Linked DNA regions of Homo sapiens: region 2 is linked to region 1. Evidence: read pairs that join two places in POLR2A ChIA-PET (ENCODE). Cell type or tissue: Caco-2. All regions are shown on one strand. Links, peaks and the distances in the headings refer to the core of each region. The heading gives the core; the rest is flanking DNA.

The links. Peaks named below come from ENCODE experiments on the same cell type or tissue, not always from the same donor. Only the 100,000 strongest peaks of a DNase experiment are listed, where the experiment ranks them.
Region 2: POLR2A ChIA-PET joins it to region 1 with 6 read pairs; 2 of 35 experiments call an interaction of 5 or more read pairs at or near these places.

What each region holds. Positions count from the first base shown.
Region 1 is chr9:76,613,304-76,617,744 of GRCh38, reverse strand. PRUNE2 (prune homolog 2 with BCH domain) reads left to right here. Exons shown (of 19, transcript NM_015225.3): 19 at 3,145-4,441. The coding sequence ends at 3,175. All of the region lies in intron 5 of LOC105376095 (a long non-coding RNA gene), which reads right to left. Among named protein-coding and RNA genes, the nearest start is that of PCA3, 150 kb to the left of the region's middle. In Caco-2, for the core only: no CTCF peak of the experiment used is centred there; DNase peaks (open chromatin) are centred at 1,724 and 2,294; H3K4me3 peaks cover 835 bases.
Region 2 is chr9:76,132,746-76,137,186 of GRCh38, reverse strand. It overlaps PCSK5 (proprotein convertase subtilisin/kexin type 5), which reads right to left. Exons shown (of 38, transcript NM_001372043.1): 10 at 2,975-3,078. Among named protein-coding and RNA genes, the nearest start is that of PCSK5, 240 kb to the right of the region's middle. In Caco-2, for the core only: no CTCF peak of the experiment used is centred there; no DNase peak of the experiment used is centred there.

The DNA.
Region 1 (4,441 bases), core at 218-4,217:
AGAGGGCAACCATTGCTTCCTGTCTGGGTTCATTTCAGGGCTGGGCATGGAGGAGGGAGGGATACTACAAATTGTTATTGTTACTTCCCACTTTTTAGAAGAACATATTCTTCTCAAGTCTTCCCTTTCTTCAGCCCTCTCTTTCCTGAGCCCTTAAGAGGCACAAGATCACAGTGTGGATGATGAGATCAGGATAAGGGGCAAGAGTAACCAAGAATTTTTTTTTTTTTTCTGACTTCCAGTCCTGGATTTCTGGCTTTCTTTGGTATTAGAATAAGGGCTGCATTTACTTCTTCTGGCACCTTTACACTGTAGGCCATCAAGGACAGAGGAGCATTCTGTGTGGAAGCATTTTACACCTTCCAGAGCTAGTGTTGAATGAATACACTGCAAAATGGGCAAGGGTTCTTCCAATGGGCTCGATCAGTCCAAGAATAAGATGGAGTGTGTGCTGTTATCGTAGTGGCCTCTCATTTTCCTCAGAGACAGAAGGGAAGGTTATGCCCATTTTCTTCTTTCTACATAAAATGCAAATGTTTTTATTCATCATTAAACAATATTGTCTGACAGTTTGTAAGGAACCTCATTTAATACGTGTTAGACACAAAAATGGCCTATTGTAAAATTATCAGAAGGTTGCTCTGTCTCAGGAAAAAGTTGCTTATAGAAAACTAAGCCCATTTGCCCGAGGATTAAGAATATTCAATTCTAATTAAAAGTATTCTTTTTTCCAAAAAGGATACTTTTATTTATTTATTTATTTATGTATTTATTTATTTATTTATTTTTAAATAGCCCTGGGTGCTTGTCTCCTTCCCTTTTAGGTTTGGATTTTATGAATTTCTTCATGTTCCAAAACTTGCAACATGCCTTTTTATATTTTTACATATTTGTTTAAAGTACAGTGATCAAGAGTGGCTCTATTTGAAGAAGCTTAAATTAGCATCATTGTTAATAGCTTTGTTAACTCCACAACGTTGCTGTTCTCTCAAATATTAACCTTCCAAGTGGTTTCCTGTATTTACTTACAAGAAAATTGTTCACTTTTGACTATCTCATTTATTTCATAAACTGGGTAAACAGGTTCCAGTCTTTTAGCTTTTGAGTTAACGAAAGCTGAAGGGATGAATTAAATCCTAGAAGATTTACAAAAAAGTCAGTACGAAAAATAATCGAGATGGGCATCCTGGTGTAAGTGTTAGCTCAGGGGCCCGATGGTGAAACAAGGTGACCATGTTCTTTTAAGCTTCCAAGACTATTTCACATATTCTGACCCACTCTCGCAGTTTTTAGACGATGTGCCCCAAATTTTGGTTTAGTAAATATTCTCTTCATCTATGGGAAAAAGTCAACCAACACCGTGAGAGAAAGAATCAAATTTCCAATCACCAAATCAAACTTACTACAGATTTCCGGGAACAGGAAGGACCTTTTAAAAGCAAAAACAGTATATTTTTTAAATGACCTGTTTTGTAAAGGTATATGAAAAAGATGTCGGGGTCACAGTGGATAAAAAGAGGATACCTCTAAAGCAAACTCTGCAGGTAAGAAAACAAGTCAGAGGGCCTGAAAACTAGAAATATTCATGATGATTTTGGCTTTCCAAAGGAGACAAGATTGTTGCAAGTAGGGTAATAAAGCGAAGAGCTATTTGCTCATTTCAAAAAAACACTGAGGGGCCGGGCATGCTGGCTCATGCCTGTAATCCCAGCACTTTGGGAGGCTGAAGTGGGCGGATCACGAGGTCAAGAGATCGAGATCATCCTGGCCAACAGGGTGAAACCCCGTCTCGCTAAAAACACAAAAAATTATCTGGGCATGGTGGCGTCTGCCTGTAATCCCAGCTACTCGGGAGGCTGAGGCAGGAGAGTCGCTTGAATCTAGGAGACGGCGGTTGCAGTAAGCCGAGATCGCACCACTGAGCTCCAGCATGGCGACAGAGCAAGACTCCATCTCAAAAAAAAAAAAAAAAAAACCACACACACAAAACAACAACAAAAAAAATCCACCGAGGTACTATTGCTGCTAATAATAACAGACATTATGATATGTTCATTATGTACAATTGAAAATGCTTTAGACTTATTCATTAGCAAGCTGTGAAAGCGGTATGACCGTTCCATTTTACAGATACAGAAATGGAAACTTAGAGAAGGTGGGTGACTTGGCCAAGTCCCCACTGCTAATAAGTGACGGAATTGCTGACTATATTTCAAAGGAAAGATACTTTACTACTGTAAACTGGATGGGCAGGCAGCGTGAGTTGCCAGTGGCTTTATTTGCAAAGCTTCTAGAATGAACACTGCTCAGCTGCCGCAAATTCCACAAGTAAAGCACAGTAACCTTTGCAACATGCAAGCTTATGGCTCAGGGAGCAGAGATAAGCAAAATCCACAGATACGTGCCAAATCACCCTTTGCAAACTAATAGTTTCTCTTTTATCGCAACTGAAATTCTTCCTCTATTTACTGGCTTTTGGTTTTCTTCCTCTTGGGTGGATGCGGTAGGAAGTTGTGCTGTGTTCACTAAGAAGCAGAAGAGAGACGTGATTCGAGTGAGTTTTAGGCTTACTCCTCAGATACTTGGGAACCCATTTGACCTTCTGAAAAACAAGCTTTTCTTTAGTTATAAACATCCATCTCAGTAAGGTAGGCTAACCCCTTTCAGTCAATTCCTTTGGCTTCTAGAAAATGTTTGGTGTTGTTTTGTTGTTTACCATTTCTTACTATTTAGTGCTTGTCAGACATTACTTACTTGAGGCAGAACATTTGTTTGCTTCACAAGGAAAGGTCACTTATTAAATAAAATGGCATGATTTCTGGAATACACTAATGCTCCTTATCTTAATTGACTTTGGGAATGAGCCTTTACATGAGTTTTTTACCTCCCTGGATCATTTTGAAAAGGTGTAAAATGCTTCCAGAAACGATTTTGTAGAACTAAACAGATTTCATATGTTGGAGAAAAGCCTGACAAGAGGAGGATTGGGTTTTACCAGATTTTTCTATTATAAGAAACTTGCATGATTTAAATATTTTCAGTATGTCCTTTGAGGAAAAAAGCAAACACAGTGCTACCCAAATCATTACTAAATGTCTCTCATTTGGTTTCTCATGTTTCTCTCTCTTTTTCTTTTCTTTGCAGTATTGACTTGAAGCTGAAAGAAAAGCCTTAGTTGGCCATGCTGGAAGAAGAGGATGCTTTTCTGGTTCATGGTTCTGTTGAAACATATCTACCTGAAAGAGACAGGGCTGATGTTACCTTTTTCCACTTTGCACTACCTGGTGCCATTCTAAATTTCTAAGGGGAAAAATAGAAAGTTTGTTTACTCTTAAGATATTTTATGAAATTGTGTGTACTTTCCTATTTTGCCAATTATGTGCCTCAAAGATTTTAGTTGAGCCTTAGCAAGAAAGTAGGACCTTCCATTTCAATACTTCATTAACACGGTGTAGTGATACTTTGTCCCTTAGACTGGTGTTTACCAGTAAGATACCTTTAATCCACTGTTAAGTATGAGTGGATTTGTTTCCATAGATTAGCTGGATTTCCTTTTGGTGATTGCATTAGGTTTAAAGTACACAGGTCTCAACTCTCCCCAGGAAAGTTTCCCCTGTTTGACTCCACCTTTAAAATCCTAAGCCTGACTAGGACAGCCACAAACCACACAAGGTGTAAAACCATCATCAGCTAAGTGCCCGTTTTGTTCTTGTTTACCAGAATCTCCTTTAACTTCTCAAAGGGAAGCCGGGCTTTCTAATCCACGTCAACTTTATTTTAGTTGTCAAATTGGGCATTATATTTTATGTAAATTGGTCTTTTAACATCATTTTCCTGATGAATGTTGGTGACCACCACATTGTGAAATTTAAGAATCCGTGTTGCATGTTTGGTAGCTCTCTGAGTTTCAGGCCATAAACTCAGCTCCAGAGGTTACCTTTTAAGTGCCAAGAACTCAAGTGCAAGGTGGCCTACTCAAAAATCATTTGGTAGCATTCAGTTATTCATGAATTCCTCTCTCGCATGCATTATAAAAAGTGATCTGCTTTAAAACACCGTAATCTGATCATAGGCTTAAAATTAAATATGAGTATTACTTTCATGTACAAAATATTTCCTTTATAGTCTTCATATGCCCTTTAAAATGCCAACAAGATTTCAAGTCTGTAGGCCTCTAGTGAGGTGGGGTGGCAAACCACAGCTAAGTCTCGCTCACCACTGCAAGCTAAGAATGGTTTTTACATTTTGGGTTGGAAAAATTTTTTTTGAATATTTCATGACACATGAAAATTATTCAAATGTTAGTGCCGATAAATAAAGTGGTACTGAAACACAGCCACACAAACTTGTTTTTGTACTGTCTACAGCTACTTTCACACTACAGCCGCAGAGCTGAGCAGTTCAGCAGACCGTATGTCCCACAATGCCTAAAACATTGACT
Region 2 (4,441 bases), core at 333-4,332, 480 kb after region 1:
CCTGGCCTGAATGAGAATCTGTCCAAGCCAGTAGCTGCTTCAGGACGAGAAACCCTTCCCTGTTCCAGTCCATAACACATGTGGGTAAGAATGGATCAAGTCTGCCTTCAGGAGGGCTGCACACAAGTCTAGCTCACACATCATCCAGCCCTGCTGTCTGCCTAGGATGTAGGACATGGGGGTATGTCTGAAGAAATGTAAGGAGGTTGGATAAAATGGATTTGGTAGGGTTTTGGTAGAGACTATTCATTGGGGTGTTGGCTTTACTGAAGTTATCAGTGATAACAAAGACTATCAAGTCTAGTGATGTCTGAACTCCAAAACTGAGTTGTTTGCTACTCTAAGTGGCTTCTGCTTTACGTGATGAGAAAGAAATTCTGATGGGTGACGCTGATGTCCCTATTACTGGCAGGTACCTATTGAGCAATTTGTGAAATTGTTCTCCTATTTTTTTTTAAACTACTTTTCCAACAAGTTATTAATAAATTACTCAACACTGGGAAAACAAAAGTAAGCCCAAGGAAGAACAGGAGTTTTCAGATTCATTTCATACATATATTTTACTCAGTGTTAGGGCTGAGTTGGGTGGGACAAAGAAGGGCACCCAGGACCACACACTTCTGTAGGCAGGCAACTTCCGTTTTCCCAGTCTAAGGAGAAATACGTGACTATGGATTCCTGCTAAGCAAGACCTGCAAAAGCCGGCTGACCTCATTTAAATACAAGCCCTTGTTGAGCTCTTGTTGTAGGAACCTTTTCTAACCATTAGCTCTTTATTGTTCTTTCAGATGTTATTTCATAAAAAGTCATAGCATCTTTCTGCAGTCCTAGTACCCTGCATTCTCCACTTCCCCAAAGCATGTTGCTTCTCCTGCTAGCCTCTGCCTTAATCACATTTATCTGTGGGACTCTAGGGAGGGGATGGTAACGTTTAGAGTAGAGAATAACTTTTTTTTTTTCTTAAGTCATCTTATTATGATCCTGTTTAGATGAAATACGGGACTCGCCATCAACAAAATTACAAAACAATCCCACTGGGAGCCCAGCCCATTCAGAATAATTCATCTGTGAAAAAGCAAACTTTAATTGTTACTCTTGGCAGCCATCTAAGAGAAGAGTGAAATATTATACTAAATATTGCCACGTGCAATAGTAAAATACCGTTTCCTCCTTAAAGCAGTGCACAAACCCCTTTAGATTCAGGTTTGGGTCTGGTGACTTAGTCTAAACCCTCTGTCTCCCCCTCTCCTAAACCAACAGAGGTTTTCAGAAGAGCTGCATTTTTGTTAGAACCATTTGCTCTTTTTAAATTGCCAAAAAGGAATAAGTAAAACTAAGATATTTATTCGGGTTAAAGTTTCTTCAGCTTCATGGAGGTTAATGTCCTTAGTCTGTGATCCTTCTACTAAGAAGTTCATTCCAGCTTTCAACTAGCTAAGGTTATGTGTCAGCTCCTTCTCTCCCCTGCAGCCTCATGGATTTATATTGTACGAGTTGGGAGCATGTGGAAGCTAATCAAAATGAAACATACATATGGCAAATTACATCCTGGATTTTCCGGAACAACCGAAATTTCAAATAATTTTGATGTCTCCCATACAATTACAATTTTGGGATCAAATCTCCTGATTTGGGCTTCAGAGAATGCAATGCCAACGGGTATTTACAACTCTAGATTAAAAGTTCATTGAACACTGCTGCATTATATAGTTTACATGCATGGAAAGGTGTTTGATAATACTTCAAAGCAGAGAAATATTCTTTTCCTAAAAATAGAGTGAAGCTTTCTGTGAAGATATTAATCAAATAATTATTAATGTGGCACTGGTTATCTAGGATATTTATAGGTTTTGTTTCAGCATGAGTCTATAATAAATTATTTACAAGTAATTTTAAAAATATACATTCTGGCAGAAATATTTGCATATATTGCTCATATAAGGATATATAAAGATCATATGTAAGATATGATACGTAGATAATATTACTTAGCATCCAAAATGCTTAAATTATTAGGGCCCTTAAAAATTAAATGACTTGCCCAGGACCATGTTACCAACGGTCTGACCATCAGAACCTCAATTTTTAAGGAGATGTGCCCTGTGCTATGGAACACTGTATTTCATCCATACAGATATATGATGATACTAAGATTATTTGGGAATATGTTTTAAGTCTGTAGATATAAACAAATTAATGTTTGTTACAAGTTAGATTAATGAATTAAAACCTTATTATAACTTAGGTCACTTACAACTTGAGTAGATATACTAAACTTTAGGATATATGTTTTATATAGCTAATTTTATTTTTATTATAACATATATTACCTATGACAACAAATAGAATAGCTATTTTGGGAACTATGATCTGTATTAGCCATGGGAAAATATTCAGTACTTGTTACATATTGTGCACAATTGCATAAGGACTGGACATTATAAAGCTTCATTAAAATTTTTAGTTTATATAAAGTAACATTTCTTAGAATTATTACCTGCTTTTCTTTGTGGAAGATTTATAACAAACAAAAACAAAATTTGTAGAATGCATGGCCTTAGCAACTAACAGTGCTACACTAAAGTGAACAATATATATCAGTTATTATTGAAGTGGAAGTAGTCCTATAGAAGGTGAGGAATTTTAAAATACATTATTATAAATATTACTTAGATATTCAGTGACAGCAAATAGTAAACTAATCAGGGGTCCCATAGGCCGACTATACATGGGGGTTGGTCGATCTTTTAAAAAAATTGACCTATGATGTGGGAAGCCAAAGAAATCTCCCTTATCTGTGTAGTTTTAACTTAAAAAAATCAACCTGCCTTTTATTTACTAAAAGATCAAGCTCTTTGTTTGTCAGCACAAAGTTTAAAGTTTCGTTTGAGGGGTTCTGTTTCCTGCTCTCCATTTAAAATGGGGGAAAAATAAAAATATTTTGCCTGTGACAGAATATGAAAGAAGTTCTCACCCTTAAAACCAGCAGCATTGGTTTTCCAGTCATTAGCGTTCAAATGTCCCGCACGGGAAGTCCTGACAATAACATGCTGTACGTCTCTCCAGGTCAGAAACGGACTGGGGAAAGACAAGGTAAGAATCATTGTACCAAAAAAAAAAAAGATGGGGGAAGCAGAGAGTCACAAGCAAATTAAAAAAGCAAAATCAAAATGGCAAAGTACTAAAAACAAAGGGTCAGAGATTTGGGTTTGGGATAACCAAATGCCAAATGCCGCTCTTGTTCTCAACATGGAGAAGTGACATTAGTCTGTGGGAGGCAGAAAATGTAACCTTAAACTGAAGAAATAATAAGACTGTAGTCAGGGTAACTTAGTTTTTTAAAAGGGTGAGCGTTTCCGGTTTCCTCAACAAAATGGTTGCCTACTATGGTGCTGTCATCCTTTGTATAAAAGCTTGGATCATCATCATCAGATTACGATAAGCTAAAATCAAAACAGAAGGCCTCTGAAACGTTTCTTCTTTAATCATTGAATAGTTTGGTAAGTGAGCTGCAATTTACCAGAAGAACGTAGCAATGTTTAACCTTCTATGCATATATATGTGGGATATGGAAAAATCTCAACGAAACAGCATCCCAATTTTCAGCATTTTTAAGGAAGAGAACATGGTACAGAACCCAAAGCTGGGCTCCAAGGCACAGACAGCAGTAAGAGTATTCTTAATTTGCAATGGGTAGTTATTATAGTGTGTTATTAGACACCTAGTTCTTATGGCTACTAGCACTGAAGAACACAAAAGAGACTACTGAGCAGGAGATACTTTCATTGGAGAACTGCAATGCTAATCATAATCACACAGAAACAAATCCAAGCACATACAAACAGACTTTTATTCCCTTTCATAGACTATGTATATACTCGAAGCCATTTGACTCAGCGCATGCATGCAATTCTAATCAGGATACTTATTTCATTCAGTCTTGAATTCTGAGTTGTGCTGATCTTTTACTTAACTAAGAAATATGACAATTTTCATGCAGCATGTGCAGCCATTTTATTTGTTTCTCACCAGCTACCTTCACTTCAGCAACAATATTTGCAAAGGATGGGAGAGAAGATTTAGGGAAGAGGAGAAAATTACTCACTACCTGCCTTGAGGTGTGATGGGGCTTGGGGTAGTCTTTCTGCACTCTCTTTTGTAGGTGTATGGACACTGAGGTCTTTCAGGCAGAGGGAGAACTTGGTATCTTAATTGTACCTAATTTTTCATGATAGGGCCTGTATGTTTCTTCACTTTATACTACATTTTTTTCCCAATCATACTCACCACATCTATGTTTTTTAGGGTGGTCAGGGCGGCCTTCTAGTAAGAAGGGGTCTAGTGATCAGATTCTGGCTCCTTCATTTTCCATGTGAAATTAACCTCTCAAAGTCTTAGTATTCCTACTTAGAACATGGATGCTAGTATCTGCTTTATGTCG